2 separate regions of the Homo sapiens genome follow, and region 1 is linked to region 2. The links are chromatin contacts, found by Hi-C or POLR2A ChIA-PET in ENCODE. All regions are on one chromosome and are shown on one strand. The core of a region is the stretch at or near the end of the contact, and the rest is flanking DNA. Distances in the headings are between cores, read along the strand shown.

Region 1 (4,747 bases), core at 1,571-4,070, 110 kb before region 2:
CCAGCGGGGAAGCCTCCTTTCCCCTCCTCAAGCACATCTCGCCTCTGTCATCTACACCACATTTGCTGTCCCTTTCTATTTACCTGATTCTGTCCTTCCCTCTCCACTTTAACGCAGGCTAACCCTGCTCTTCTCTTAAGTTCATCCGAGCTGACTAAACCTGCTTCGGTTCCCTTTCAAGGAACGGTCTTTTCCCTGAAAAAGGAAAACCAGGAATGTACGGTCAGAGAAGTCAAAGGAGGGAGAGTTTCCTGAGGGTGAGGTGAGAAGTTTCCATTGGATTTTGCAACAAAGAGGATGTAAAAGCGTTGGTGCCTTATAGTGTCTGGATCAACGATCTCTAGGGTTGCCTCTTTAGCAATAAGATCCCCTTCTGTGTTTGCAGGTAGTTGGCTGCAGATGGAGAGGAACAGAGAAAGGAAGAGAGATGTAATTCAGCTTACTGCCACCAGGGAGCACCAAAGACAAGTCAATAGATGCAGGCTAGGGCTAGAGCAGTTCCCTCTTCCAAGGGTCCTCTTAAATCTGTCTCTGAACCTTACGGAGGGAACCATGAAGATACAGACCCCATGCATTTACAGCTTTCCACATCCTTCCTACAATAATTCGCAAAATCCAGGCGGGAGAGAGTTTGGCGTGGCAGTTGGTTGTGCACCGGGAGGACAGTGGAATGAGACAGCCTTAATGGGACCATTGCTACCGTAGCTACACTCTGCCTCTGCCCCAAATCTCCAGGCTTCTGTGAATATCCTCCCTTGCTGCCAGCCACTGGAGGGTGAGAGTGGAGAGCGCAAGCAACAGCTCTGGATGCCAGCCCCGAGTCCGCCCTCTCCCTCAAACTGCACGTTCTGCCACTGGCCATCTCCTATCTCTTCTTCTCTCTCCGTCCACACGGTCCAGGCAGCATAGCTGGAAACAACAGTCTCCTATTGGCTAGCCTGTCCCGCCTTCCTATCCATTCTTCTCACTTTACAATGCAAACGGCCTTTCCCGTTTTTTCGTTTTTTTTTTTTTTTTTTTGAGACGGAGTCTAGCTCAGCCGCCCAGGCTGGAGTGCAGTGGCGCGATCTTGGCTCACTGTAACCACCGTCTCCTGGGTTCAAGCGATTCTCCTGCCTCAGCCTCCCGAGTAGCTGGGATTACAGGCAACCGCCATCATGACCGGCTAATTTTTGTATATTGGTAGAGACGGAGTTTCACCATGTTGGCCAGGCTGGTCTTGAACTCCTGACCTCAGGTGATCCGCCCGTCTCTGCCTCCCAAAGTGCTAGGATTACAGGCGTAAGCCACCGCGCCCGGCCAGAAGACTTTGTGGTCTCCTGTTTTTTAAGAAGACTTTTTCCCTTTTTTGTGGTCTCCTGTTTTTTAAGAAGACTTCTTCCCCTTTTAAGAAGACTTTTTCCTTTTTTAAGAAGAATTTTTCCCTTTTTAAGAAAACTTTGCGGTCTCCTGTTGCTCTCAGGAGAAAATCCAAATCCCACCCTGGCACCCCAGGCTCTTTGGGATCTGATGGCTGCCCGCCTGGTCAGTTTCATCTTTACCCACAATTCCCCTTTCCCTACTTCCTCCGAATCTTCACTACTGTTCATCTCCCCCTGCCACCCATACCTCTGTTCTCCAACCATACTGAAATACTTGTACTTTCCTAATTATATTGTTTTCTCTCTCACCTTAGTCTGAGTAGTTGGTACACCTGCTATCTAAAATATCCTTCTATCCCCACGTCCCCAGCCTCGATAACTACCACCTTCCATTAGGATGAAAGTTTAGACATCACCTCCTCTGAGAGGTCCTCAGAAAGCCCCACTCCCAGGCCAGGTAAGCCTCCCGTCCTCTTGTGATTGCATCCCCTGCTCAGCCCCCAGGCTGTAAGCGTTGTCTTGGTCCTGCTTTCATCCTACCCCTAGCACAGTGCATGGCGCTTCCTGAGCTCTTAGCAGACCTGTGTGGAAGGCAGAGACTGAACCGCATGCCTGGCCGGGGGAATGTGCAGACGCCTGAGAACACGTGGTGGCGCTGCGGCCAAGTGCGTCGGGAGCGCAGCCTCTTCGCCTTGCACAGGGATGCGCTCCGTTGTCACCACACCGGATCTTTAAGGTTCAGACAGAGTCTTCTACAGGCAGAGACACTTTGTGCACTGCTATGAAGTCGGTGACATATGTTTGGGGACTGACTCTTGCCCTGGTGCCTGGCGCCTTTATTGAAACTTCAAAGCTGAGCATCTCCCTTATGCACTTGAGATCCTGTGCAATCCTGCCTTCCTTAAAAGCCCCGGTGCTTAATAAACTTTTCCCTTCTGCTTAAATACAGGAGATCAGGATTCAAACTAATGAAGACTCTAGGCTATTCAAGGGCTTGCTCCTCTGAGTAATTCCTCACACTCCCACACTCTATTCCAGCATAGTGCCTCGAAAAGAGTACACAATACAGTTAGCTAGTGGTTGGTGAACTGGGTGATTCAATGATTAAAAGGGATGCTTACTATGGGCATTTCAAGTTTCACGGTAGGCTAGCAGGAGAGAATGGACTTTTTTCCCCTTGAATTTATTAGACTCCAGAAATAAACTGCCAACATCATCGCTGGGTAGGGTCAGCCTCAAGAGGTGGGACAGCCTGAGGTACTGGGCTGGCAGTTTCTTGCCTTCCTGGACTCGATCCCACTTTCCTATGAGAAAGCACCATCAAACTGTGCTTTGAGATTCTTATATGTTATTTCACAAACCACAAACATGATGAAGCAGAAAGAGCCCTTAGGAATCAGAAGCCGTCTGTTTTGGTCTTGGCCAGGACTTTTGAGCAAGTCACTTTGCCAACCCAAGCCTTAGTTTCCAAGTTTGCAAAATGAGGTTGCACTAGAGAATCTTCAAGGGTCATACAGTTCTAACAGCATGTGGATTACTGTGAGTCATGTTTCCGTGCGACTTGGGCAAGTTACCTGATTTCTCTGCATCCTAATTTCTTTATCTGTGAAATACCAATAATAGTAGTAACTAGCTCATAGGCTTGTTTTTCTTTTTTAACCTTTGCTAATTTACCAGGATGACTACGTGCCCAGCACACTTTAAATTTTTTTTTTAAATTGACAGATAAAGTTGTATGTATTTACTTTGTATAACATGATGTTTTGAAGTATGTATAATTGTGGAATGACTAAATCTAGCTAGTAACATCTGTGCATGGGTTTTATTTTATTGAGATGAATACACATAACATAAATTAGCAATTTTAAAGTGTATATTACATTCACAATGTTGATAAACCACCGTCTATGTCAAGTTCCAAAACATTTTTATTACCCCTGAAGGAAACTTTACATTCATTAAGCAGTCACTCCCCACTGGCCCTCCCACCCCAGCCCCTTGCAACCATTAATTTGCTTTCTGTCTCTATGAATTTGCCTATTCTGAATATTTCACATAAATGAAATCGTACAATGTGTGACATTTTGTGTCTGGCTTCTTGTACTTAGCATAACATGGCCAAGGTTTGTCCACATTGTGGTATCTATCAGTACTGTGTTCCTTTTTATGGCTGAAGAATGTTTCACTGTATGGCTATACCACAATTTGCTTATCCCTTTATCCATAGGTGGACATTTGGTTTGTTTCTACCTTTTGGCTGTTGTGAATAATGCTGCTATAAACATGGGTATATGTGCATTTGTTTGAGTTCCTGTTTTCAGTTCAACTCAAGGGGTTTTTGTGGGAACTGGACACATGCTTACTACCTAGTGGGGGCACCACTGATGCCTTTAATATTATTCTGAAGGTGTGCAAAGAGGGTCCCACTGGGGATCTGTCCCAGATCCAGGAGCTGGATCTCACTTTCTCTCCATGACTGGTTTTTAGTCTCTGTTTCTCTTCATTCTCACTTACTGTCATGGATGGCAGGGAAAAACCAGAGCAAAATGAATAAGGTGGACAAGGTAGGGGAGATGTCATGGGAAATGAGAATGGGAGGTGAGTGGCTGGGGACAGCCATTGGGCAAGTATCATGAAGCAAGGTCAAGGGTCAGGAAAGATGATGGTGGTCCTGGGAAGGATCAAGACTCTGAGGTGGGTTTAGAGAATGAGAAGGGCATGTTGTTGACACCAGTTCCTGCTTCCATAGGGGTTGGGGTGGGGATGGGGCGCATGCCACTAGCAGAATATGGTCAGGGCAAGAGAATGGCTCAGGCAAGGATGAGTAAGACAGCAGGACATGGCTAGATGAGTGAATTGGTGGTCTTGTCTGTGACTCAGGATTCTGGCTGTTAATAAGGGGACAGTTAGTGCTGAAGCTGGGAACGAGCTCTGGGAATTGTCAGCTTGAGGTCAGGTAACAAAATAGTAATAAGCAAACGCCAGTTATTAGAAAGCTAAAGCTGCCAGGAAGGGCACAGTCTTGGCTGCAGGTGTCCCTGTTGGATGAGAATTGGAACATGCTCCTTGTGTGTGCCTGGCAAGAACGGAGATGGAAGTCTCTAAGCGCAGGGTGTGCCACCGTCTGGAGTTCCAGGGAACCTCTGCTTAGGTGCCAGTGGAAGCAGAGGAAGACTGTGTAGCTTTAGACAGAGCAAGTTTTTCCTAATGTGGAGTAAAGAGCTGGGACGTAGACAGGTCTCCTTCTTGACCCGAGGTTCAAGAGAACTGAAAGGAATTGCTCCCACCTTCATCCACATACTGGGAATCTGAATACAGGGCAAGAAAGAGGGATCCTGTACCTTGGCTCGGTGGAGGCTGCAAGAAAGTGGCCACGTTAAGTGTAT
Region 2 (4,473 bases), core at 1,053-3,552:
GGGGAAAATGATAAGCTCCAGATATATTTAAACCAGTCTTAGCTAAATTTATAGCTGAAATCAGGGACCACAATTTTCAGTAGCAGTGAATGGAGAAGAGCCTGTGAAAGCCAGAAAATGTTTGACACTGGTGCTTTGAAAACACAAAGCACTGAAGCAGCTATCATATTTTGTTATAAAGATAAAGGAGAAGCTTAGAGAATATTTTAAAGTCAGGTGCCCTGAAGACAAGAGGGATGAAAGTCTCCTTCAGTTCGCACTTATAATTATAGGTATGTTATCCTAATGTAATTGGGTCCTGATTCATTTGTTTATAAGATATTTTCTGGTGATATTCTAATGTTAACATTAAAAGATTTCTTGCTATCTCCTATTGAATATAAACCTCAATTATAAGGTAATATGCTTGATTTACATATTTGTTTTAAAGAATGTATAATAATTGAGCCTGCGTTCATCACAAGAAACTAAAGTTATTAAGTTTTTAGAGAAAATTGTTTATTCATTTACATTTATAAATATATATTTATCACAGGAAATTGACTTTGTTCACCAACAACCCAGTTCCAATATCCTCACTGATCTTCTTATATTTATACAAATCATTTTCTTAATAATTTAGGAGCATTATTTGAAAATAACTTTTTTGTACAAGGCCTATGAAAGTGGAAATTAAATAAGTGACTTTAGCTGAATGCCTATAATGTCCAACGCAAAATCTGGAACTTCCACATAGGTATGGACCAGAGGCTTCCTGGGACTTCAATTTGGACCCTTTATCATCATGGCACTGCACCAGTAAAGTCCTTCTTTTTTTCCAAAGACAAGACATATGTGTTCAAGAGATTAGATGCCAGCTCACTAGTCCATCCACATATAATTGCACGTGATTCAGAATTTCTTGTGCACGGTAACTACTACAGACCAGCAGTAGTAGAAGTAGGTTGGTGCAAAAGTAATTGTGGTTCTTTGCCATCAAAAGTAATGGGAGGCCAGGTGCGGTGGCTCATGCCTGTAATCCCAGCACTTTGGGAGGCCAAGGTGGGCGGATCACGAGATCAGGGGATCGAGACCATCCTGGCTAACACATTGAAAACCCATCTCTAATAAAAAAAATATGGAGAAATTAGTCGGGCGTGGTGGCAGGCACCTGTAGTCCCAGCTACTCGGGAGGCTGAGGCAGGAGAATGGCGTGAACCCGGGAGGTGCAGCTTGCAGTGAGCCAAGATTGCACCACTGAATCCAGCAATCCAACCCTCCAGCCTGAGCAACAGAGCGAGACTCTGTCTCAAAAAAAAAAAAAAAAAAAAGTAATGGCAAAAACTGCAACTACTTTTGCACGAACCTAATAGTAGTAGTAGTAGTATCTCATATATATTGAGTGCTTTCTATCTTCCAGGAACTGAGTTAAACACTTTATATGTATTATCTCCTTTAATTTGTACAAACCCCACCCCCCCCACCATGAGGTGACTATGATCATTGGCCCTATTTTACAGATGCAGACACCAAGGCACTTTGAGGTCACTTGCCGAAGGCCACACACTTCATAGGTATGAACCCAGTCAGTGCAGCTCCAGAGCCCACTCTCATAACCAAAAGCCAGTACACCTTAAATGCATTATTACAATTATGCATACTTATTTTTTTCAAATATGTATCTTAAAATGTTGTCACTTCTAAACAAGAACCTTGTAAACATAGAGCTGTTAGGCAACAACCTTCACTTCCCACTGTTTATAATAGCAAACAACATTTTAACCTGAAAAACCACACTCTAGCTTTTGCTCTTCTTATCTTGAAAGATCTTCAGATGACATCACTGTGGTTGAAGTGTATTATAAAAATGTGATCTATTTACTTGTACATGGATATCTGAAGCAAAAAATGACAGGACGAGTGCAGTGGTTTGAGTCTTCAAAGATTCTTTTCTCTCCATTCCTTCATTTCTTTTGTTTTTATTTTATTATTTATTATTTTTTTTTTTAGCAAAAATGAGAATAGAACACCTTACTGGAAAGGGACCCTTTTTCACTGTAAATATTAGAATGTAGACTTTTCAGGACACAGGCACAACTCTTCTTGATGGACCATCATACAAATGAGTCCCCTGGGTGGTAGTTTACTGGCCTCTAATTAGATTCCTTGGTGGAGTGACCAGGAAGAGGTGTGGAGGACTTGAGGAGGGAGAGTTAAAGTAGATGACTCAGGTATATCTTAGAGAAGCATTCTGGCAATGAACTAACTCACTAACTAACTCTCTGCTATGAGAATGCCAGGTGCTACAGGTATTGTGAGACTGGTTAACAGAAGACAGACACCCTGCTGCTGGGTGGCTTTCAGCCAGAGGGGTACTGTGCATCAAGGAAAGCTTGGCAAATGTGCAGGCAGAGGTGGTTTTGGAGATCAGTATGTCAGGATGTTCCTGGAATACAGGGGGTAGGGCCTGAAATGTTAGGTATTCTGCCACACTTGGGACAGTTATCCTCAAAGAGGAACTGTGCTGCTCCAAATGCCAATAGTACTTCAGTTAACATTGCTAGTTGCTGACACTCCTTCAGAAATGAGGGGAATGTATAACTTAAAAGGAGTCCTCCAGCACTTTGGGAGGCTGAGGCGGGTGGATCGCCTGAGGTCAGGAGTTCGAGACCAGCCTGGCCAACATAGTGAAGCCCCATCTCTACTAAAAATACAAAAAATTAGCTGGGCGTGGTGGCAGGCACCTGTCATCCCAGCTACTCAGGAGGCTGAGGCAGGAGAATCGTGTGAACCCAGGAGGTGGAGGTTGCAGTGAGCCCAGATCATGCCACTGCACTCCAGCCTGGGCAACAAGAGCAAAACTCTGTCTCAAAAAAATAAAGTGGGGGAGTCTTATGGATGACAGGTTTCCTGGGAAGTCAGAACACCTATTCGGAAAGGCTAACTCTTGAAGGTAGCCATCTGTTGGCTATTTTCTTTTCTCAAGCAAATTGTCAAATAGAATCTTCTTTGCAAGTTCATCATATTTAATCACTCTGCTCAGAGTGAAGATATTTTCAAGTCATACTGATTTTGTGGGAGTTTTCTTTCCAGTATGAGAGGAAATAATTGTGGCATCATTTTTATGCTCCTACTTGTAATCAGCAATATAAAATAAGTCCTATTTTACATAATTCCAAAGGATTTTGCAAATTATTTTACTGGTTCAATGTAAGAGAGCTGTTCCCTGATATGTGGAGCAGGGAATGTAAGCTAAAATGCAGTCTAGAGAGATGGGCCTATGGAATCCACGTTGTGCAGGATGACATTATGGCACAATATCCCCAAGGAATGCTTAGGGATGAAGAAATTAACATCATATCATGCTCTGCTCAGCAGCCTGTTCATTCTCTCTTGCTTTTCAAATGGAATCCACATTTCCCTTTGTGACATCTGGGTTCTTCGCAATCTGGCCTGATCTGACCAATTTAATGGGATCATTTTATACCTTTCCCAGGCTATTCATGGGGTGGGGCTCCTGCAGTCCTTCTTCCATGCCTTCCCCAGACCTTGCCTTCACCCAGGACTCTGCTGCCTCCCTACCCCAACAGCAAAATCCATGTAGACGTCCCTTTCCCTCTCTCCACTTTCCCAAACCCTGGCTATCGTTCAAGACCTAGCTTATTCCTTCTTGGGCAGACTCCCTCCACACTTCCAGCACAAAAATGTCAAGTATTGAATTCCTATAATTTTGCACTTGGTTGGTTTAACTTATATCACTTTCTTGCAATTCCTGCATGTAAAAATTATCTTGCAAAAAGGAGTTAAATTTTTTTAGAGCAGTGACCAAATTATGTACTCAATTTTCTCTCTCCTATGGAAGCTTATACTACGGGTCTCAGTAGTAGGTGATCAGTATTGAATAGTACCCCTAACAGCCATCATTTCTGTAGCACTTCCCCTGTGTCAGATACCATGCCAAGTGCTTTACATGCATGACCTCACTTAATCCTCACCACCACCCTTTGAATATGAATGTTTCATCCCCATTTAACAGACGAGAAAGCCAGGATTAGGAGAAAGTTAAGGTCAGGGAGTTACTGAGGGGTAGACCTGAGATTCAGTCCCATGACCTGATTCCAGAGCCTGTGTTCTTACATGCTGTAATCATATTTCACTACTGCATAGGCTTCGTGTCTAAACAGCTGCTAGCTTGTTTTATATATATATATATATATGTAAAACCCAATTTTTTTACATATATATTTAAAAAATATATGTATATGTTACATACATATATGTATATATATTGGGTTTTACATATATACATATATACATATATATGTGTGTATATATATACATATAAATATATATGTGTGTATATATATACATATAAATATATATGTGTGTGTATATATATGTAAAACCCAATAGCAAAGACTTGGAACCAACCCAAATGTCCATCTATGATATATACACTGGATTAAGAAAATGTGGCACATATACACCACGGAA

What was found. Hi-C counts contacts between places; a loop is a spot of excess contacts on that map. ChIA-PET counts read pairs that join two places held with the same protein, here RNA polymerase II (POLR2A). Pooled maps may share reads with other maps.
Region 1: a map of CD4-positive, alpha-beta memory T cell shows a loop between it and region 2 (6-fold over the local background). The contact joins two enhancer-like sites. A Hi-C loop is called at or near these places in 3 of 168 maps with a recorded cell type or tissue (CD4-positive, alpha-beta memory T cell and naive thymus-derived CD4-positive, alpha-beta T cell), 1 of 37 single-sample maps with no recorded cell type and 12 of 50 pooled maps. POLR2A ChIA-PET finds 5 or more read pairs at or near these places in 8 of 52 experiments (CD4-positive, alpha-beta memory T cell, CD8-positive, alpha-beta memory T cell, H1 and 4 more).

Annotation. Positions count from the first base shown.
Region 1 is chr5:35,922,349-35,927,095 of GRCh38, reverse strand. The region is part of intron 1 of CAPSL (calcyphosine like); the gene reads left to right. Among named protein-coding and RNA genes, the nearest start is that of CAPSL, 14 kb to the left of the region's middle. RefSeq lists enhancers at 458-537, 628-677 and a silencer at 1,875-2,169. Within about 2 kb of position 2,820, at least 3 of the 41 ENCODE cell types and tissues checked have a DNase peak (open chromatin) inside an H3K27ac peak, as active enhancers do.
Region 2 is chr5:35,808,605-35,813,077 of GRCh38, reverse strand. The region is part of intron 36 of SPEF2 (sperm flagellar 2); the gene reads right to left. Among named protein-coding and RNA genes, the nearest start is that of IL7R, 46 kb to the left of the region's middle. Within about 2 kb of position 2,302, at least 3 of the 41 ENCODE cell types and tissues checked have a DNase peak (open chromatin) inside an H3K27ac peak, as active enhancers do.